Regions from separate parts of the Homo sapiens genome. Here region 2 is linked to region 1. Evidence: chromatin loops called from intact Hi-C (ENCODE). Cell type or tissue: endothelial cell of umbilical vein. All regions are shown on one strand. Links, peaks and the distances in the headings refer to the core of each region. The heading gives the core; the rest is flanking DNA. Region 1 has its middle 400 kb from the start of LINC02326. Region 2 holds the start of LINC01551 (long intergenic non-protein coding RNA 1551).

Evidence for each region. A loop is a pair of places that touch in the nucleus more often than their neighbours do. Peaks named below come from ENCODE experiments on the same cell type or tissue, not always from the same donor. Only the 100,000 strongest peaks of a DNase experiment are listed, where the experiment ranks them.
Region 2: a loop joins it to region 1, with 3 times the contacts of the local background. A loop is called at or near these places in 1 of 110 quality-filtered maps.

Annotation. Positions count from the first base shown.
Region 1 is chr14:29,460,199-29,470,273 of GRCh38, forward strand. No RefSeq gene overlaps it. Among named protein-coding and RNA genes, the nearest start is that of LINC02326, 400 kb to the left of the region's middle. In endothelial cell of umbilical vein, for the core only: no CTCF peak of the experiment used is centred there; a DNase peak (open chromatin) is centred at 5,093.
Region 2 is chr14:28,770,061-28,780,135 of GRCh38, forward strand. LINC01551 (long intergenic non-protein coding RNA 1551) reads left to right here and starts at 2,644. Exons shown (of 3, transcript NR_026731.1): 1 at 2,644-2,795; 2 at 3,300-3,373. It overlaps FOXG1 (forkhead box G1), which reads left to right. Exons shown (of 1, transcript NM_005249.5): 1 at 1-217. RefSeq lists an enhancer at 4,231-4,730. In endothelial cell of umbilical vein, for the core only: a CTCF peak has its summit at 4,521; no DNase peak of the experiment used is centred there; H3K27me3 peaks cover 4,621 bases.

The DNA of each region.
Region 1 (10,075 bases), core at 825-8,824:
GTCAGGAGTCTCTTTTTGTGGAGAAATATTGAAGTCAGATTGTTGATGTCAAAAGTCAAAGTATAGTTCAGCTCTCTGTTTTATGAATCTGACTGAGACACATTGTGCCTGTGCGCAAACTGATATCTACCAGAGCTCATTTTAGCAAATGTGTGATTTAGAAGTCAAAAAAACATTCGTACAACCAAACTCATAGCAGGCAGAGGCTGTGGCGTGCATACATAGTTTTTACATTTTAATATGACACCGTGTGGTAGTGTTTATCATCTGAAATCTAAGCCATATCAACTTTCTAGCTATGATATTTAAGATCTGTGTACTTTCAAAAAAGTATTCACACAATAAAAGAATACATTAAAATATCGCCTCAATAGCAATGATATTGGCCTTGTTGGGCTTGGTTTTGCTTTTTTCTTCTGAATATCAAACCACAAAGAAATGGTGAATTCACTGTATTCGCAATTAAAAAAATAGACACTATTTAGGGCCAAAATTATATCAGAATTTAATGGCCACTGGGTTGCAGACACTACTTGAAGCCCCTTTTGTACACATCCACCTCATTACACTTCTGGACTTTTATTATGATATAACTTATAACGTCTGAACATAGATTTTATACATAGTCCTACGTTCCAGACATCCCCAATAGCCAAATGTTGCTGAATTCTTAGAAAACAAGAGTTAAATAGAATAAAAGAGCAAATTTTCTATCCTCAGCCCCCTCTTTTTTGTTTTGCTCCTCAGTTCACCTTATTTCGAAAGATATCCATCTTTTTCTTTCCACTGGAATTTTTTAAATTATTTTACAAAAAAAAAAGTGAATGAAATGAAAATGGTTTCGGTGGTACATATTCATTCCTATTTAACAGAATCTTTAAACTAACTTAGTAATAGATGACACAGCTTGGAAACTATTGTTTTATTTGATCAAATCTTGGGGATCAAAGTGTAGGTTTTGAGTGTATTTCTTTAAGCGAGGGCTTTGTGCCTCCGAGGTAGCATATGCTCAGAATGCTATTACACTTGCCAGCCTTCCTGCAAATTTGTGGTGTTTAACAAAAAACAAGCACATTTTTCAATTCAAGTCAGGAAGACGCTTTTATTTTTGCTGATTTCGCCTTCTTTTCTCTTTTCTAGCACAACCCTCAGGGCGCGTGATGTAATGGTCAGCACTTGCACATGGGAGCCAGAAAGCCTTTAATGAACTGCAAACTTTGTTCAATAAAAATGATTGTGTTCCAGCTTTTTTCTCCTTCCAAAGAAGAGAAAACATACAAATATCATGTAGAAAGCTTTAGGAATCGTAAAGACCTCAGTAGGTCTTAAAAGCATTATTTATTTTTAAAAGCAAGGAAAAAGAAGCAACACACACACACAAAAACAATAGCAGAGATTATTTTTATCCTAACTTGGTTCAATGACACCAGATGCAGAACAGGGCTCTATGGCCTGAAGGGTCACGAGTTTGAGTCAAAACTCAGCTTCAAGTTAATTGGCTGGTGTTTGGGGCTACACAAATTGAAGAGAGACATATTTGTTTCTGATGGGGAGAGGCAGGATCACTGTTCTTGAGTCTCTGCACCCCCTTGCTAGCTTGTCAGGAACTCTCTCTGGTGAATAAATATCTTCAAAGTTGATACCTCTAATCTTTCCTGATAATAAATAAATAAATAACAAGTGTAATCATGATGGATTCTGTTAAAGATTAAAAAGAACAAAACAAAACCAAAACGAGAGTGGAACTTTATTCCTTCCAGGTGCATATTCAAAAGCAATGTTCGTTAACTCTTGGTTTTGCCTATATTATCAAGCAAAAGTGCTGACATCCATATGCATTTAAATAAAAGTTGATATCATATCCTAATTTTTAATATTTTGGAATGGAATGTGCAATGTTAAACACTATAGTTACATGGCCAGACTTTTTTGCATCCTTTTTAATGATTTCTTTAAAAATCAATGGGAAACTTCCTTGGAATACTAGGCAGGATTATTTCCTTTTAAACTCTCTCCAGGTAGATATGTCAGGAATCATTTGAAATACTTATATGTCTGCTGGGGGAAAAAAATCGGCAAAAGAGAAAGAACCACCATATGGAATTCACTAAACAGTAAACCTCTTGTCCACCGAAATTACACCAGTCCCCACATATTAGGAAGACATTGCAGAGGCTGTGCTGTGTGCCTTCCAGGCAGAGCTCCATAGCCAGCAATTAGTCTATATAGTCAGAGGCCAAAAAACCTTATTGTCTTACTTGCTGTATAATTATCTGTTATGATGAACTGTGATTCTAAGGACTATTGTCTTTAAGCTTGGATCTGTGTGTAGAGTGGTTGTCTGGCTGAGACCCAAGAATGGACCTTCCTTTTAGTATCTCTGCCTGAGTGATTTCTCTGGTCTCTTCCTGGCTGGATAAAACAGAGACTGTTTCTGCATGATTTCTTGGGTTGATGAGAAGCAATTATGCTTTAAATGAAGTCATTCATGTCTGCCATTTTGTTTGCATATTTTCCAGTGTTCACCTGTTATTAAACCTGTCTTTAAACTGTAAGCTAGTTCCAAGTAGACTTTTGTGTCCAACACAGTTCGGTAATCAGAGGAAAACAAAATAGATAAAATGTTTTCTGCACAAATCACTCAAGCAAGAAATCTAATAAAGTGATTAAAATCTAAAATAGCATTTAAGAATTTCCTGGGAATTTTTATTTCTTTGAATTTCCCTCCCATTCCCTGTAAGAGGGCAATTGTCTCAGCAGTCAGTGTGAAAGTTACGCAACTTTGTCATCTGGTGGGAGAGAAGGAAAAGGCAGAGGAAGGAGGGAGTATTAATAAATCTTATTCCTATTGTCAGAATAGTTATTGTTGTTCATTATAACATGAAAATGACATATTGGCATATTCAATAAAAGGATTATTTGAACTACTTATCAAAAATTGATTATATCTCATAGGTCAATTTACTTAAAATATGAATTCAATAAAGATCATATAATGTAACCAGACATAATTATTAATTAAAGGTGTATTCTAATGAACTTACGACTACTAAAAAAAGAATATTTTTACATCAAGTCTTGTAAAACAGAAACATTCCACTTCACATCTTCTGGTCTTCAAACATCTGAAAAGCAAATGCCTAAACTAGCTTATCACACATTATTAGGTGAACTATAGCTTATAGCTACGAAAGTCACAAAACAAAGCATGAGAATATTATCAATTTATCTAAACAGATCTATGTTTTATTAAATGAAATTTTATTTAATAACTTTTTACTTTTTGCCTTTTGAAAGATTTTACATTTAGTGAGCTATTTATTAGCCATTCCTTCCTAAGAGGTATATTTTACAGATACAATTAGCTTTAAAAATAAGCCATAGTGGTTGAGCCAGAATGATTTACTGGATATTTTTAATAGTAAACACAAAATGGAATATTGTTAACCAAGTTGGAAATATATCGGACCCTATGATTACTTAAATTATTTCATGTAATTCTCCTTTTGGAAAAGAATCATTTTAAAATGGATATAAATAAAAAGTAATTGAACTTTAAAACAATTTCATTTTGCTCAACTTTTTTAAATTCCCAACTAACCACGTGAGTTTGATTTTTGAGTTTCAATGAAATAAGAGAAGGGTTACTGATCGTTTAAAAGTACTTCATTTATCACCACTGAACAGAAAGCATTTCCCCCCCTGAAGAGGTTTGTACTAAGGTGACCTCTGCTGTTTAAAAATAAGGTTTGCAAAAGGCAGTCCCTCTCGTAAGATATCCAATAATCCTAAATTACAAGGATAAAAGTGGATACTGCTGTGCTTAAAAGTATTTACTAAATTCATTACTGTTTCGATTATATACATGATTTTTAAGCATTTTTTCCTCATAGCTGGGAAATTTCCTCTGTCATTTTTACCTCCTTGCATTTTGCGTACAAATTCTGACTGACTGGGATCCCTGCCATTGCATTTTCTTCTCACTAAAGGGTTTTATCTGCTCCTGGTGGGGCAAAGTCATGACCCAGAAAAAAATTGATTCATGAATTCTCAGGGTGCAAGTAAAGAAGAGAGGAAATATGCCTTGGCTGAGCTCCGACTAGTGACAATTTAAAACCTGTAATTAGTCTGAATTCAAGCTGCAAAAGGAATCTGAATTAAAAATTCATTAATTCAAACTGATATATTAACTTGAACATACTAGATCCCTCATTATAAAGAGTCATTTTACAAGCTGTTGTGTTAACTGCTGGAACCTAAATTTTACTAATTTTAAAATTATTTAAAGGTGTTAGAAAGACCACCAGACTATATTGCATTGTGCCTTCTCTCTACCTTGAGAAACTCAAACTTTATTGGATTTGCTTGGTGTTAACACCTTAGCCCTAGGTTTCATTTCCATCTCCGTCCTAAATTTTGTGTTTGTAAATCTCCACTGTCCTGTGGAGCACACATTCTCTTACGAGTCCCCCGCTGATGTTTCCAAGACCCCAAGTCCCCTTTAGCTAACTCCCTGACATTTTCATGAACTACACTGCTGAAATGTTATACAGTAATTAAGGTTGATACTGGGGCACATTCAGTCTCCAGTACAAATTAAGATGGAAAAGATTATCATAATATTTTGCTAATCTGTTTGGTAGTTTAGAGTTGTTCCCTGTGGGGGACAAACAAAAAAGAAAGGTATTTCAGGGTTAGGCTTCAGAAGAAAGATCAACCAGGTAGTAATGATTGTTTTAAAATCACACGTATTTTAAACTTTTCTTCTGAAAATCTTTATGTGTTGACATATTGTTACTTAAGTTATAACTCCCTTGGGACCAGTGTGCAAGCTTGTCAAGCGAGTTAGTAGGCACTGTCAATGGATGGGCTCTTGAATTCAGACTAAAATTCTGTTATCATTGTGTGGAGTTCAAATCCAGGTACCACCAGCAGCTGGAGGCTCTCCAACTGTCAGTAGTGTCTGAAAAACACTAAGAGACTAAATAATTTAGATTACACTATACTGACCTGTATAATTGTTTAAATGAGTAATGCAGTCACCAACTGAAAGAGGTCAACCATCTGTAGAGGAAACACAGAATTTGGTTTCATTTCCAAACAAACTTTTGAAGAGCAAATTGTTTTTTCTGTGGGAGGTAGGGGAAAGTCTGAAGACAGATTAATGGCTTTTCCCGCTAAATAAAGGTTAAGGCTTCTGTCATTTCTAGAACGCAACTTCAATAGAAAAGAAGCAATAGGGCAGCTGGTCTCAACTGCCACATAATCAACATGCACAGGCACTGTTTTGAGTGGATTAAAAGGTAGGTGGCTTTGAAAATACAGTATTATTTCATTACATGTCATCATCATTCACTACATATATGTGTGAGTACATGTGTATATAAAAAGAAAAAACTTGGGTAAGACTAAATCCTTAAGTTAGAATAATCACATTTTTGCAGATAATGGCAAGTGGTTTGTTTTAAATGCCACCCTACCTAAATCTTTATCTCTAAAATATGGAGTTACTATAAGTCAGATTTTTGAGATGCATACATTTAGGTACCCAGTTTACTTTGAGGAAAAAAGTGCTTATTTTAACTAGATTAACACATACTGATCAAACTCTTAGTGTTCAGGCAGCTCACATTGAATTAAAGGCTGCCATAATTAAGTGCTCCTACCAACTTATTCTCCAGAACCATTACCTTCCAACGGGTTACTTGCCAGGCAAAGTGGTTTAATTATTGGATTTCTCCTGAGATCTCCTGTTCTCCTGCCACGGTACCATAACAGGCTTCTCTGATCTCTTTATGGTAAAACAAATTATAAAAGAAGAAAATGACAGAGAAGAAAGAGACTAAATTCTGTGTGCCTATGAGCTAACTATGAATTTAATGCAATGAATTAAAATATATCTATATTTTATATACATAAATATATATAAAATATATATAACAGAAATATATATACATAATATATAAATTTATATACAAAAATATATAAATATATTTAAAAATATAAAATAGATATATAAAATATATAAATATATAATATATAAAAATATATAATATATAATATATAAATATATAATATATAAAAATATATAATATATAATATATAAATATATAATATATAAAAATATATAAATATATAATATATAATATATAAAAATATATAAATATATATAAATAATATATCAATTTATATATAAATACATATAAAATATAAATATATATGTATCTTTGCTATTTGAGTTTATTTCCTACACATACACACATGTGCACACATACACGTTTCATCACAAATTGCTTGAGGTCACATGCAGATAATGTTTAGTAAATTCTTTTCTCAAATGTTTTTGAACACTTTGTCTATCCATCTAGCAAGAATGTTCTTCAAAATTCATCCTTGCATCATTATTCATCTGTTCTGAAGTAATAAAACTTTTTGTCATAATATTCAATGTATCAAGAAGATATTTACATTGCATACATAAAATCTTAAGCTATTAAAATGCTCTATGGTTGTAGTAATGCTCATCCAATAAATCTGCTTGTTTGGGCAATATCCACATATTGTTATCAAAATGTGATTTTGGTTGCTGCTGGTTGATAACAAATGCTAACTGGGAATGCATTATTTTTTAGAATAAATTTTCTGAGCGACTACTGAGGGCTTGGCACTGTGAAGTATGCAGAAATAAACAAAATATAGACACGACTCATGATTTGCTTATGATATAATATAGCCAGAATGTTAGAAGTTTCTGTGCCATACTGTCATGTTCTAACTTTCATAGGTAAGCACTGTCATGCATTTTTCTCTCTCTCTTTCCCTCTTCCATGCACATGCACGTGCGTGTGCACGCTCACACACACACACACACACACACACACACACACACACAAAGCTTTAAACATTCCTCACATGAGCCCAGTTAAATAAAGATGAAGAAAAGGAGCATGATTTCACAAAGTATTTCTTTGTACATGTTTGTGAGCCCTGAATGCCATCAGTATTCTCCTTTCTCACTTCACCTACCTCCCCAAAATTGAAAGTACAACGGGTGGTGAATGGTAAAATATGACACAGTTGATAGACATATTTCAAGTAAAAGGCAATATAATGGATAGCTCTGGTTCATAAAAAAAATTAGCACAGAATTAACAACTTAGTAGTGGATAAGAAAAGACAAAGTTCAAAAATTTTGTTCATTTTTCCAACAGGATGCATCAGTTACATTGACATAATCTTGATACACTAATGTCTACTTGTTTATCTTTGGGTTCAAACGTTTCTACATTACCTATCACAATATTTATCAGATAAAATGGAAATAAAAAATATCATTCCAGAATATAATTTCTCAAATTATTTGTTGAATTTCTAAACATTTTTCTGGTCTTAAGGCAAAAATCATAGTTTGCTTGAATACTGCAAATATGAAGTCCTTGCCTCATCCCAGTCACTGGACTAAGTGCCTGGGATGTAGCAGTGAATAAACAGTACATTCCCTGCTCTCATAGAGCTTACATATTAGCTATAAACTATGAAAGCTATTAAACCTTCTAAAAGGAGCAAAATAGCCCAATGTTTGAGGAAAAATAGAAAGCTCAGGTATCTAAATTATCTAGATCAGCACTGTCCAATGTGGCAGTCATTAGTCACTTGGGAAAATAGGGAGGTGATGGGGGTTTTCAGTAGAATACGATGTGATATTTTTCAAAGACCACTATGGCTTCTCTGTTGAGATTAGCACAATCAAGTTTATACCAGTTGTCTTGGAGTATACCCTTTCACTCTCAAAAGTGCCCCAGTATGAATGACAAATATATGGTCACCCTAAAGTACAAGACTATAAAAGTAATGCAGTAGGAGATTGATCCAGGTAGCTTGGATCATGGAGGTAGCAGTGAAATAAAGCATATTCTGCACAGGAGATGATACTTATCACATAATCCTACATTTCCTTTTTCTTAACTTGCATTTTATTTCTTGTGGTAAAATACATACAATAAAAAGTTTACCATTTTAACCATTTTTAAGTGTGCAGTTTAGTGTATTAAGTACATTCACATTCTTACACAACTATCATCACCATCCATCTTGGCAACTCTTTCTCCTAAAAAACTGAAACTCTATACTCATTAAACAATAATCTCCCATTACCTCTTCCTTAAGTACCTGACAACCACCATAAGACTATCTCTATGAATTTAACTAGGTATTTCATGTAAGTGGAATAATACAATATTAGTCCTTTGGTAACTGGATTATTTCACTTAGCATAACATCATCAAAGTTCAGGCATATTGTAGGGTGTGTCAGAATTTACTTTTTTTCAAGGCTGAATAGTATTTGATTATCTGTATATATCACACTTTATTTACCCATTAATCCATCAGTGACTATTTGGTTGCTTCCATCCTTTGGCTATTTCAAATAATGCTGCAATGAACATGGGTGTACAATAATCTTTTTGAGACCCTTCTTTCAATTATTTTAGGTATATATTCAGAAGCAGAATTGCTGGACTATATAGTAATTCTATTTTTAATTGTTTGAGGAACCATCATTTGTTTTCCACAGTTTGCTGCACCATTTTGTATCCCAGCAATAGTGCACACAGGTCCCAATTTCTCCACAGTGTCAACAGCTCTGGTGACTAGTTCCGTTCTGTGTGCTTCTTTGATATTAGTCAACCTAATGGGTGTGGAGTGGAATCCTGTGTTTCTTAAGCTACAATTTATATATCTAGAGTCAACATAGCTCATATTCCTAGAATGTCAAATTATTGCAAAATATGGTAAAACCTACTTTTGTATTAAAACAATAGAGTTTTTGGAATTAAATCCATTTTGCAAAAGAATTAATCACATATATTTGTTAAGATAAAAGTTTCCGTTTGAAAGCACAATAGCATAGCCCTTCCCTAAGTCTTCATGAAATGCTGGTTCATTCTTCTCTCTTGATTGAGGTGCTTGGGTGGAATAATTTGTAAAGCAGTGGAAAATCTGTTCTTACTAATACTCATACCAGATTATGTCTGCTAATATTTGAGTCTGTGGTTGACCAAATGCCTGACATATCAGATATGACTTCTATATATTCAAGTCCTATTACTGGAGGTAGGGAATGGCTGTCACACTAAGGGCTGATAACTATGGAAATTCACAAATAATCACAGAACTTTCATCTTTAATAACCCTTTCAGCCTAATATTTCCCCTATTCCTTCACCAAAGTAAGTAGTACATAATAATCTATCCAACTTTTTTTTAATTGAGAAACAGCATTGCAAAATAGTTAAGAGAATAGCCTCTGAAGTCAAACTACTGAAATTTTAATTTCAGCTCAAGTGCTTACTAGCTGGTGGTCTGGGTGACATCAGGCAACTTACTTATCCTCTCTGTAACTTAGTTACATCACCTTTAAGACATCAACACATGCAAAACACTTTGAAAAAGACTTCAACAACTGTTTGACATATTATTACTATTTAAATTACATTAAGCATACATTCAGCCACAATAATAAATATACTATTTCTGATTAATTAGTATTAATATTCTCTATAGTTATGAATATCTATTATATCCACCAACAGGTCACTCTGTAAGTAAACAAAGGTAAACATAAAACGAATTCACAGAGGAAAATCTTCAGGTTTGTAGGTTAAAAACTTTGCCTTGATTAGAAGTACAGATAAAAAAAATTCACTTGAATTTGTTTAATTTGGCATTGTTAGAAAATATCCAGATCAAGGGAACATTTCATTTGGTTCACCAGTTCTAATACAAGCTACTATTCAGAAAAATCAACAGAAGTGCTTGCTTCATCTAGAAATGTGTTGTTGTATAGATGTATTATATTGCTGTTTTCCACATTAATCTACCAAAAAGTCCATAAATGACTACTGTACAACACTATCATCTGACTAGGGAAAAGCATTTCAATTCTAAATACGACATGATACTTCCTTAGGCAAACACACAGAAAAGTCACTAACATTTGGCAAATAATTGGCCCCAATAATTGAGTTCCCTGATGACGTGAAATAGTTCATGGCTACCCCCTAACTGCTGTAAAAG
Region 2 (10,075 bases), core at 1,088-9,087, 690 kb before region 1:
ATATGTATATGGTTAGATAGAAGTGACTATAATGCACACATATGTAATATATATAGACACACAGAGCCCTTCAGTTCAGGTACAATTTGCGCTATGAATGCTGCAAACATTTTTGTTTAAATATTTGTATTTATACTTTCTAAGTCAGCATTTATTTTTGTGGCTGTTTACCCACAATGAAAGAGTTCTAATAAAGATGTGCTGAAGTTGCAATATAGATTTTGCTGAAGTGATCACCTGTTTAATGACTTGCAGATCAATGTTTATATTTTATTTTAAAATTATAACAATTTAGAATTCTAGATATTCAGAAGTAAAATGCCTCTTTTTTTAATTTTTACAATGTAGAGGTATTTATTTGATTCCCTTTTAAATGTCTGTGTAATTCAATCTAGAGATTTGTTCCTTTTGTTTAGTCATAATTTTAACTTTCCATATGCATATGTATGCATATACTGTATATGCGTATATATGTGAGACAAAATGAAAACATTTTTTGAATTGTTTCAGGCAGCCCAATCGCTATAATTGCAGAAAATAATTAGAAAACCTTAGTAAAAGGTTTAGTAACTAATTGGATCCTGTGGTGAATCTGTGGAGGACAAGTTGTTCATTTGTTACAATTGTATAGTCTGAAATGTGTTCTGCAGTATTGGAATAAGCTGGTTACTTCTTACAATGGGCCCAGTGAAAAATAATCTGGCCCTAAGATGTTATCAGCAAACACTTAGACAGTTGCTCAGGGGGAGGAAAAAAAAAAAAAGCCTAAGGGAGAAGCAAGCTTACTGGAATAGATTTGAAACTGAAATGCTGAATACTTAATATTGGAAAATAGAAGGGGGTGGACTGTGGAGTGGAGAGAGGGAAAGAGAGAGAGAGAGGATCTTTATGGTGAAAAAATAATTACCACCAAAAAGAATGCATGAGAGAGAGAGACATAAGGTGAATGATAGAGAGAGAGAAAGGCCTAAGAAAAATATATAAGGGCCAGGAAAATTAAAAGAGCTGGAACCAAATATACACAAATGGGGAATGGACAAAAATAAGCCAAGACAGCTAGTTTAATTATCTCCTTTAAGCAATTAGACATGATTTTATTTTCTTAGTATAAAAACAGTTTCACCAGAGGTCCAAATTTTCTTGAAATTTAAGTTCTTCAGAATGAAGCATAAAAATATTTCACAAAAAATTATTGTGTTAAAAGTCAAATTTATGGCTGATATTAAAAATAGTAATAAAGTCCAAGTGAATGGTTTTATGCAAAGGAAATCCCCATTACACATTTTGAACCAAAATAGCTCAAAGAGAGACATGTGTCCAAGCTGAAAAAAAGGTGATGATTTATTGTTTGCTTTTGCCATGGATTTTATTTGTGGAATAAGAATGTATTATCACAGGGGAAACATAGAATTTTGCTTACCAAACGTTAAAAAGAAAGTTGAACTCTTGTGCTAAGGTAAAGGGGTATAGATATAGAAGAAAGTTTTCCTGCATGAGTATTTTTTTTGGCCACATTAAATAAGTATACTTATTTGTATTTATAAGTGTTTATTTGGGTGACAGATAAATAGAATTTTAATGGCAAACATCATACTTTGAAGTCAAGAGTAAAACTGATTTCTTTGAATTCATAGAAACGAAGTATTGGAGTGGGAGTTCTGCTTGGACCCATGTCCAAATTACATATAATGGATATGACTAGAAGTTTGTTAGGTGTACTAGACACGAAGGTGGATATATGGAGAGAGAACTTTGTAAAGGCTTCCTGAAGCCCAATATGAACATCTCATTTCCCTTGATCTATCTTATCATCCCTCAACTTATCTTCTCAAAAAACACATGACAGTCTGGCATGGCATATAATACATTTTTGCATCGAACGGGTTGTAATGTTGTGTTATTTGTTGTCTCCAACTTTGACCGTTAAAATTAGTTTATGTCAGAAATACACTTCAAAACTTTTGAGGATTATTTTCTTTCATATTATAATTGTTTTTAATAAGATGAAGGTTGTCCTTTGTGAAATTTTGGAACTGAAACTGATCACAACTTAAAACTTGAAATCCCAAATTAAAGTTTATTTCCAGGTTTAAAGTATTTTACTTGAATTTGTCTGTTGTAAAGTTAACAAAAAATATTAATATGTAAAACACTGAGAAAATGATGTAATTGAACTAGAGGAGTTAAAGTATTATTTCAAATATGTTTCTTCAGCCTGTTACAAAATTGGGAACCAAGTGAACATGAAGTCTAGAACTAACAAGGTTTAATACAAATATCCTTATGGTCATGGAAGCCTTCATGTAGTTTATGTGACTTGCATAAAATCAAAGGCAGAGAGGCAAAAATTTAGTCTCATAGTGTATTGATTTTAATATATATTTAAGTTGGTGCATATTTCACCCAAATACGTGGATAAATTCAATATATTTAGAAGTCTATAGAAGTGTAGTTTTTTAAAAAGTGTATTTTCTACAACATTGTTGAGGAATTTGCATGCACTGGGAAAATTTTGGTTTTGAGAAATTAATTTTATGAACAGCTAAAGTGGTTGGTTGTGTTTGAGACTAAAAGCCTGTTGGAGAATTAGACTAACAAAGGGTGAAGGTGAAGATCATTAGAGGTTTTAGAACTGGCTGAGATGGGTTGCTGGGGTTGTGTAACTGTGCCTAGAGGGCGGGGTTCCTGTACATTCCTACTTCACCAGATAACCTGCCCCCAACACCACTTCAGCTTCTGCCAGACAGATGGAACTCTCCAGCATGAAAATCTGCGCAGCCATTCCAACAAGCAGGGTAGGTGAAACTTGAATTAAAATTCTCCCCTCTTTATTTTTCTACTTAAGTCCAGATCCTGGAGATATGGAAAGAATAGAGGTCATCTAGATTCTCTCTTTTGGGCACACACGTCTGCATTCTTCCTAAGAGCTACCTACCTGTAAGAGTTAAAAGGTGCTAGAGATCTTTCCCAGTTAGTACTTCATGCTAGATTTTCTTTTGCGTGCATTTTTTTTTTTTTTTTAAGATTTCTTTTCTCTATACCAATCATTCCCCTTTTCTATTCTCCCTTCAGGGCCCTTTCCCCTCAATCACTAGCAGTTAAAATAACCCACCTCAGATTTTGGCTCCCAAAGGCACCCATTCCCCACCCTAGCGGTCAGTTCTAGGGACCTTATCCTGAGGATGTAGGCCAAGGGGGCTCCAGGCTGGCAAATAGATGATGTATTGTTATGTTTTGTGCCTCTTGTCTCCCTCCCGATTTCTACTGTGTTTTGTTTTTGTTTTTCCCCACCACCTAAGGCTCTGCCTGAGGTTGTCCGAAGGATGCCGAGGAAAAGGATATCAGGACTGGAATGGCTCTTACAGCAAGATCCGTAAGTGAAAGTGCTTTTCAGAGGGGAAGGGGTAGGGTAGGGAATATGTGTAACTGACTGCTTTGGACTGAGTTTTAACGCCTGACTTTGGGGTCCTGGCCTTAAGTGTTCATCTTTTCTTAGAAAATGTTAGCAGGCTCGCTACCAACAGACGTAGCTGAAAGGATGCATAATTTTTTTCCACGTTGACAGAAATCACGGTGAATCCCCAGGTCAAAAGGATGTAGACACGGCAAAGGAACATGGAGAGAAAACGAGAAAAAATTATACGGAGAAGGGGTAGTGGGAGACTGAAATAGGTCCTAAAGTGTAAATTAATTCATTTCGTGGAAATATGATTTCTGAGTCTTATGGTTGCTACAGGAACTTCCGGGACGTTCTTAACGCTCAAAGACAGGTTTATTAGCTATCCTTATTTCAGTTAAAGCTCTTTGCTCCAGAGCCAAGAACCTGCTTCTCTCTAAAGTTCTTCTTTGGATCGCCCTTCTCTATTTGCACACTAACATAGCCAACCTTCCCCAGAGCTGGCCCTCCGCCCCCAGCTCCTTGGCCTGGGTCACACCAGGGTCCCGGTCGGATTTAGCCGGGCTGCTCCGGGTCGGGTGAGGCACTGGGTGCGTGTGGGAGTCTTCTCTTCTGTCTCTTCGAAAGACTAGGGAAATGAACACCGTTCTGGGCTTGACTTTGTCCCTGCTGGGAATATCCCAGTTCCTGGCTTTGGAAATCTCAGGCAAATAATTGATTCTTAATGCACACTTAGGAGACGTCGGTAGTACGCTCGAGAGCCTCTCTGTCCCAGAGTGGCTGAGAGCACGCGCCAGACACAGGTTGGCTCGGCCCGAAGCGAATTTGGGACTCTCGTCGCGGTGTCCTATTAATTAGCTTTTCCCGGCGCCTCAGGGACTCCGGGGTGAAGATGGAGAGGTGGCATAATGGCGGGACTTGAAGTCGTTGTGGCAGGGACCTGGCAGCGTTGTTTTCTCGGGTTTTGAACCGGTGTGGAGAAGTAACTTCAGCTGCTGAGTTGGGGCCGCCCTGGCTGCGCGGTGGCGGAGGAGGAGAGGAGAAGCGCTCTCGGGACATTGCGGCGGCGATCCCCGCAGAGGGTGAAGCCGGGCGCTGCGCAGGGAGCAGCAACATGAGGGCGCTCTTGCCCAGGACAAGCAGAGCTGTACGTTTGGGTAGCTCATATTGGCTGATGCCAAGAAAAGTGACTTCAGAACCTTGGCTGGCGCGCTTCCCTACCTTTTCCCTTTCTTCTTAATCTTCTGTGTGCCACCACCTCCCCCCAACCTTTTTTCCCCTCCCAAAGTTGTTTCCTTTTGTTTACCCGGTGCGGTTTCAGATCTCAGCACTTCTCAGCTAGTAGATAAAATTATTTGCTCTGTAATGGACATCTCTTCTCCTCTCCACTTGTTACCCCACTCGCCCTTCGCTTTCTACCCCATTTTGCTTCTCTCTGCCCAAGCCTGTGGTCCAAGGTGCAGGGATCTCACAGGAAAACAGGTAGCCTCGGGGTGGGAATTCCCAGAGCACTGAAGGCGCCGGTTGTTGGCCAGAGGGAGGCCGGGACTCCGGTGGGCAGAGTACCCCGCGAGTGCGGAGATTTTCAGGCTGTAATCTTCAGTCTGGGAAAGGCGATGGGAAGGAAGGGCGATGCAGAATAGAGGTGGTCCACTTCTGACTCCCCCCTCACCCGCCCTCCCCTGCAAGTAAGACTCAATTTCTATGATTCAACACCGCCTTCACCAGCTCCTCTATCAAACCTTGAGGTAGGCAGACATTCTGAAAGTGTTGTGATCAGAAAAGGCATTTAAAATGATAACAAATAACTCACAAATTATGTTTGTGAGGGTGGGAGGGAAAATAAAATGCCCCATGTTTTTTTCGTGGTCTGTTGCTTAGCACATGTAATCTTTTTCCCTATCTTCGGTCCTATCTTCCCTATCTTGCAGAAAAGCCGCTAGGAGGAAAGCATGTTGGACATTTACAGATTTGAGATTCGTGTTGGAAAGAGAGGGAGTGTTTAATTAACAAACATATTTGGGTGTTCATTTTCGGCTTAGGTTGAATTTGCCTACTCCGCTGGCACTCCCAGAAACTGGAGTCCTCGCTTTCAACTTTATTCCTCCTCATCTCTTCCTATTGTCTCATTCTTTGAATCAATGCGTTTAAGGTGAAAACGTATCTTCCTGCGTAGACGTTTTTGATTCCGTTGATTGAGCACGAAGACTAAAATCTGTAATGGGGTTATGGAGACTTGTCTCTCAGTTCTTTCATTTTCTCATTGCTCTGAAATTTAATGACCTGATCATTGTTGTTTGAAGTTAAATTATCTGTTAAATTAGCCCTAAATAATAACTGATGATATTTTCCTTTTGGATTCGGTTGCCCTTGAATTCTTGGCCCTGGATGTGAGAGAAGTCTGAGAGAGTGTTTTGTGATACAATATTATAAAGACAATCAAAATCAATATTTGTGTGCCAGTGATATCACATAGGAAAAAATCCCTTTCAAAGTAGCTGAATTTCATAAAGAAGACATTCTTTTAAAGGCTTGTGCTTGAGAAGCCTGGATTCAAGAATGAATGTAAATAAGCATCTTTGTTGATGAAGAAAAAATATGAGCACTGTATTTTCATTACTCTCCAGAATCTAAATATTCAAACTCATCACATACTGGTGCTTGCTAATCTAAATCAATTCGGCCTTCCAGGGATACATATTCTCAAAAAGAAAATTTAACTTTTAGCAAAATCTAAAACATTGTTTCAGATGTGAATTTCTAGAAATCCAAAGTATATTTATTTCTTTGAGTCAGATACTAGTTTGTTTTGCAATCATTATATGAAACAATATTGAAACAATGCAGTTTTTGTTCTCCTTGCTTGCTTCATGGTGCTTCCATATACAAGTATAAGTGTGAGAGCTTCCATAGTGTACTGAGGAAATGACAACTTATTTTTTTTTAACAAAAGGCCCAAAGAATCTTTAAACCAAAATGTACTACAGTAGTTGAAAAAGATCTTTAAAAATAATAAGCACTATTGTGTGTTTTTCCTATTAAAATGTGCTGAATGAATAATTAGAGGCTGGGATAAAGGTTGAAAAATTCAGAGCAAGAATTAGGTGGTAATTTTATTATTTGATACTTTTACAATTTATATAATTAATGATGTCATTTTAAAGTTTGGCAAAGCTTTTGCAGAAAAAACAGTACTCCTCCCATCCCATCAGAAATACACTAGAAGGAATAAAGTACATTCAGGTAGAACTGGCAGAAAGAATTTTTTTTCCAGTAGTAGTAGTATTAGTGGAGTTGAAAAATATACTTTTAATTATACATTGCAAGCTCTGATTGCAGGTTAGAAAACTAAAATCGATCATTCCTACATCAATAGTGTTGTCTATTACTACATTGATTTGTGTTTATTTATGCAGAGACTTTCAGTTATTTACTTACATATTTCAGCATCTGCCTCTTGATTATTATCGTAGGTTGCTTTTAATGAAAGAGCTTATATAGGAAGCGAAACACACTTGACAGATCCATTTTAAGTAAACCTGATAGTGAATTATGGCAACCCAAGGAGATTATGAAATTACTTATTCATACTTGCTTTTTAGCAATTAGGAATCTGTTTCTGATTAAAACCTCATGCTGCTTGAAAACTTCCATTCTTTTCTTCATACATTGTATTGATGTGCTTCAATAAAATAGAAAAAGATGATTTTGTGATGTCAGATATAATAGAATGAAACTGCTAAATGAGCTTGGTTGTCTTTTTCCATTGGCATGATGAAGTTACCCTCATAACAATAAGCTGGCCATTGGGTTTATTAATGCTGTTTATGAAAAATCAAGTAGCAATCATTTGAATATAGACATGTGTTTTAAAACATCTATTAACTCTAAATTATGCCAGGGGTGCTTAGGCTGAATGAGACAATCTGGAGTTCTTGAGTATATAGTTTATATATATACTCATATTTTGTATTATTTAGCATTATGTGTGATTATAACTTACAAAGATAGACATTTCTCTTGAACTAATATCTCACAGGAATGTTATATATCAGAATTCATTTGAACAAATAGGAAAACTAAAGACCCCGTAATGTGCCTTTTATAAGCACAGAGCAACAGTGGGATATCGAGATGCGTTAATGTCTGTGCCTCTCTTATCACCATTACAATATATTGAAAGATAACTTTAAAATTGAGAGAAAAAAGTGACCTAATTTATTGAGGGCTATTTAATGCTCATGTTATAGGACTTTTATTGAAGTCTGGAGGAGTAATTCTTCCTTGTTAACAGTGTGGATACATTTAGCAAATACTGTTAACAGCCCTATTCTTCATCTTTTGCGCCAAGCAACCACCCCCAGTCCGTGCAGGAATATAACAATTTTTTTTTTTTTTAGAACGATAGGGCCTTGGGAGATGGAAAAGGAATTAATCTTCTCACCCTGGCGAGTTTTCCTGAAACTACTTATCCTTAGCGTCAGCGCTGTAAGAGGTGGAGCCGCTCAGTCCCGCGGGTGGCTGCAGACAGAAGGTGGGCGAGTCCTGGGACTTAAAAAGTTTTGCAGAAGGTTGAAAAGAGGAGCAGAGGGAGAGTTTTGAGTTTATTTATTTTATTTTCCTTTTTTTTTTTTTGTCTTGTGCCAAGCCCTTGAAGTTAACGTAGCGACGACGTGGTCCTTGTAGGACCAAGCATTCTTGGCATTCTGTCGAGATTGAGATTCCAGAGCATCGGATGAACGGGACTTATAGCTAAGGCGTACTCACCCACCCCTCCCTTCGTCTTTTTACGCACGCAGCAACTCGTCCTCACGTGCATAGGGGTAGTGGACAGTGTTGACTTGAATTGCTGTCCCTCGTTCCAAGCCTTTCCTGTGAATGAACCCGAAAACACTCGACAGGTCGTGAATAATCGTTTTAATGAGTGTGCAAAGCGTGCGACGGGGTGCACCGAGCTGTCGGGTTAAACAAACAACTTGTACCCTGACCAAATCCGATTGTTAAAGTGCAAAGTGATGTCAGTACCATTTCCATTGCCTTTCGGAAATCCACAGATCTGACACGCGGGAGTCCAATTTTCCCCATTAAAGAAAAATAACAATATTTTTCGACCGTGTATGTGATCTTCTTTAATATTAATCTGAGCCAAACAAAACCTCATTTGGAGAATCAGAGAATTAGTCGTGTCTCTCTCAAAGAACAAATTGGAAGAAAGGAATAAGGAGAAAGAAATCAGAACAAATATAAAATGTCTGAGGGATAATTTCTTCTTGATAGCTCACATATCACTGCTGATCAATGTTGTAAAAATCTTCCTTTTATATATTGCTTTATAGCTCACTAAAGGCAGATGTCAGGTTACTTGTATCCAAACAACTGGACTGGTAATTTAGTCTTGTACTAAGATGGAATTTGTAGACCTGTAAGGGCTTTTTCTATCAAATATTTAACGAAAATATTTGTTGTTTGTATATTAGCCTGTGAGAGAATAAAGGTATAAGTCGTTTGCACATTTGTGCTTTCAAAGAAAAGAGTTTGGAGGAAAGTAATGGAAAAGGAACCCTATTTGGCTATTATCTAAAATCATAACAAAAAAATACAAATGAGATTTTCACTGATTATACCCTCCCCCTTTTTTTGCAAAACTACACTGGAAAATATTTTCTTTCTCATTCAGTAAGAAGACTTATTTGAAATCAGTCACATGTTCTCCCTTCCTTTTTGATTCTTTTATCTTCTTTCATAATTCCAAATATTAAATATCACATGAAGATTATGAAAAAAACTTCAAAAGATTTTTATAAAATCTTTTACACATTCCCTCTAAAAAATCTGTGGAAAGAAGAAATGTGTAAAATATTTCCCCTACCAGCATTTTTTATATATTCACAATTCAAACAAAATGGCCATGATGCTTGGAAATCAGTATTCTAGTGCCACAGATCTAGCTTCTTCAACTCAGTAACAACATAGGGAGACCAAAGCTTATATTTTTGTTGGATTAAGTATTATATAGTACATATTTTCTATATGAAAGACAGAAAATATATGATTCCCTGCAATCTGCAAGGTTATTTGTTCTCTTTTAATTGTAATCCATTTGGAGAAATGAAATTTTAGGGATATAGTACACTTGAATGTGGAAGCTCAGCATTTACTCACTTAACTCCTATTGGCCATAATGTTATCTACATATCTGTGTCTGTCTGTTGTGACCATCTACTTCACATACAAATATGTCTATATACAACTGATAGCAATTAAGAGAGTTAATTCAACTAAAACATACAGCTGAGGTATTTGAAAGAGTAAGCAATTTTTTATGTAAGTCATTGTAGTTATGTTATTGTGGTTGCTAGTTTTTATACATCTGTCAATTTAGCACCAATTGGATAAAATGGAAGAGATTGAAATTCAATTTCCATCATCAAAACTTGGAAAAGACAACCAGGGTTTTAGGACAGTGTTTTTGTTTATTTTAACTGTTCTCTAGTAAATATCCGTATCAGATTATCAATTCAGAATATCCTTTATTTTGTAGGAAATTTAACAGAAAAATTAGTATTAAATCCTAGGGGCTTACAATTTTTAATTGTTTTAAATATTTTTGGGTAGGCAACAGACTGTGCAGTTTTTACCTAAACAGATTTCTTCTCTGTGGACTGGAGTTGAGGAATT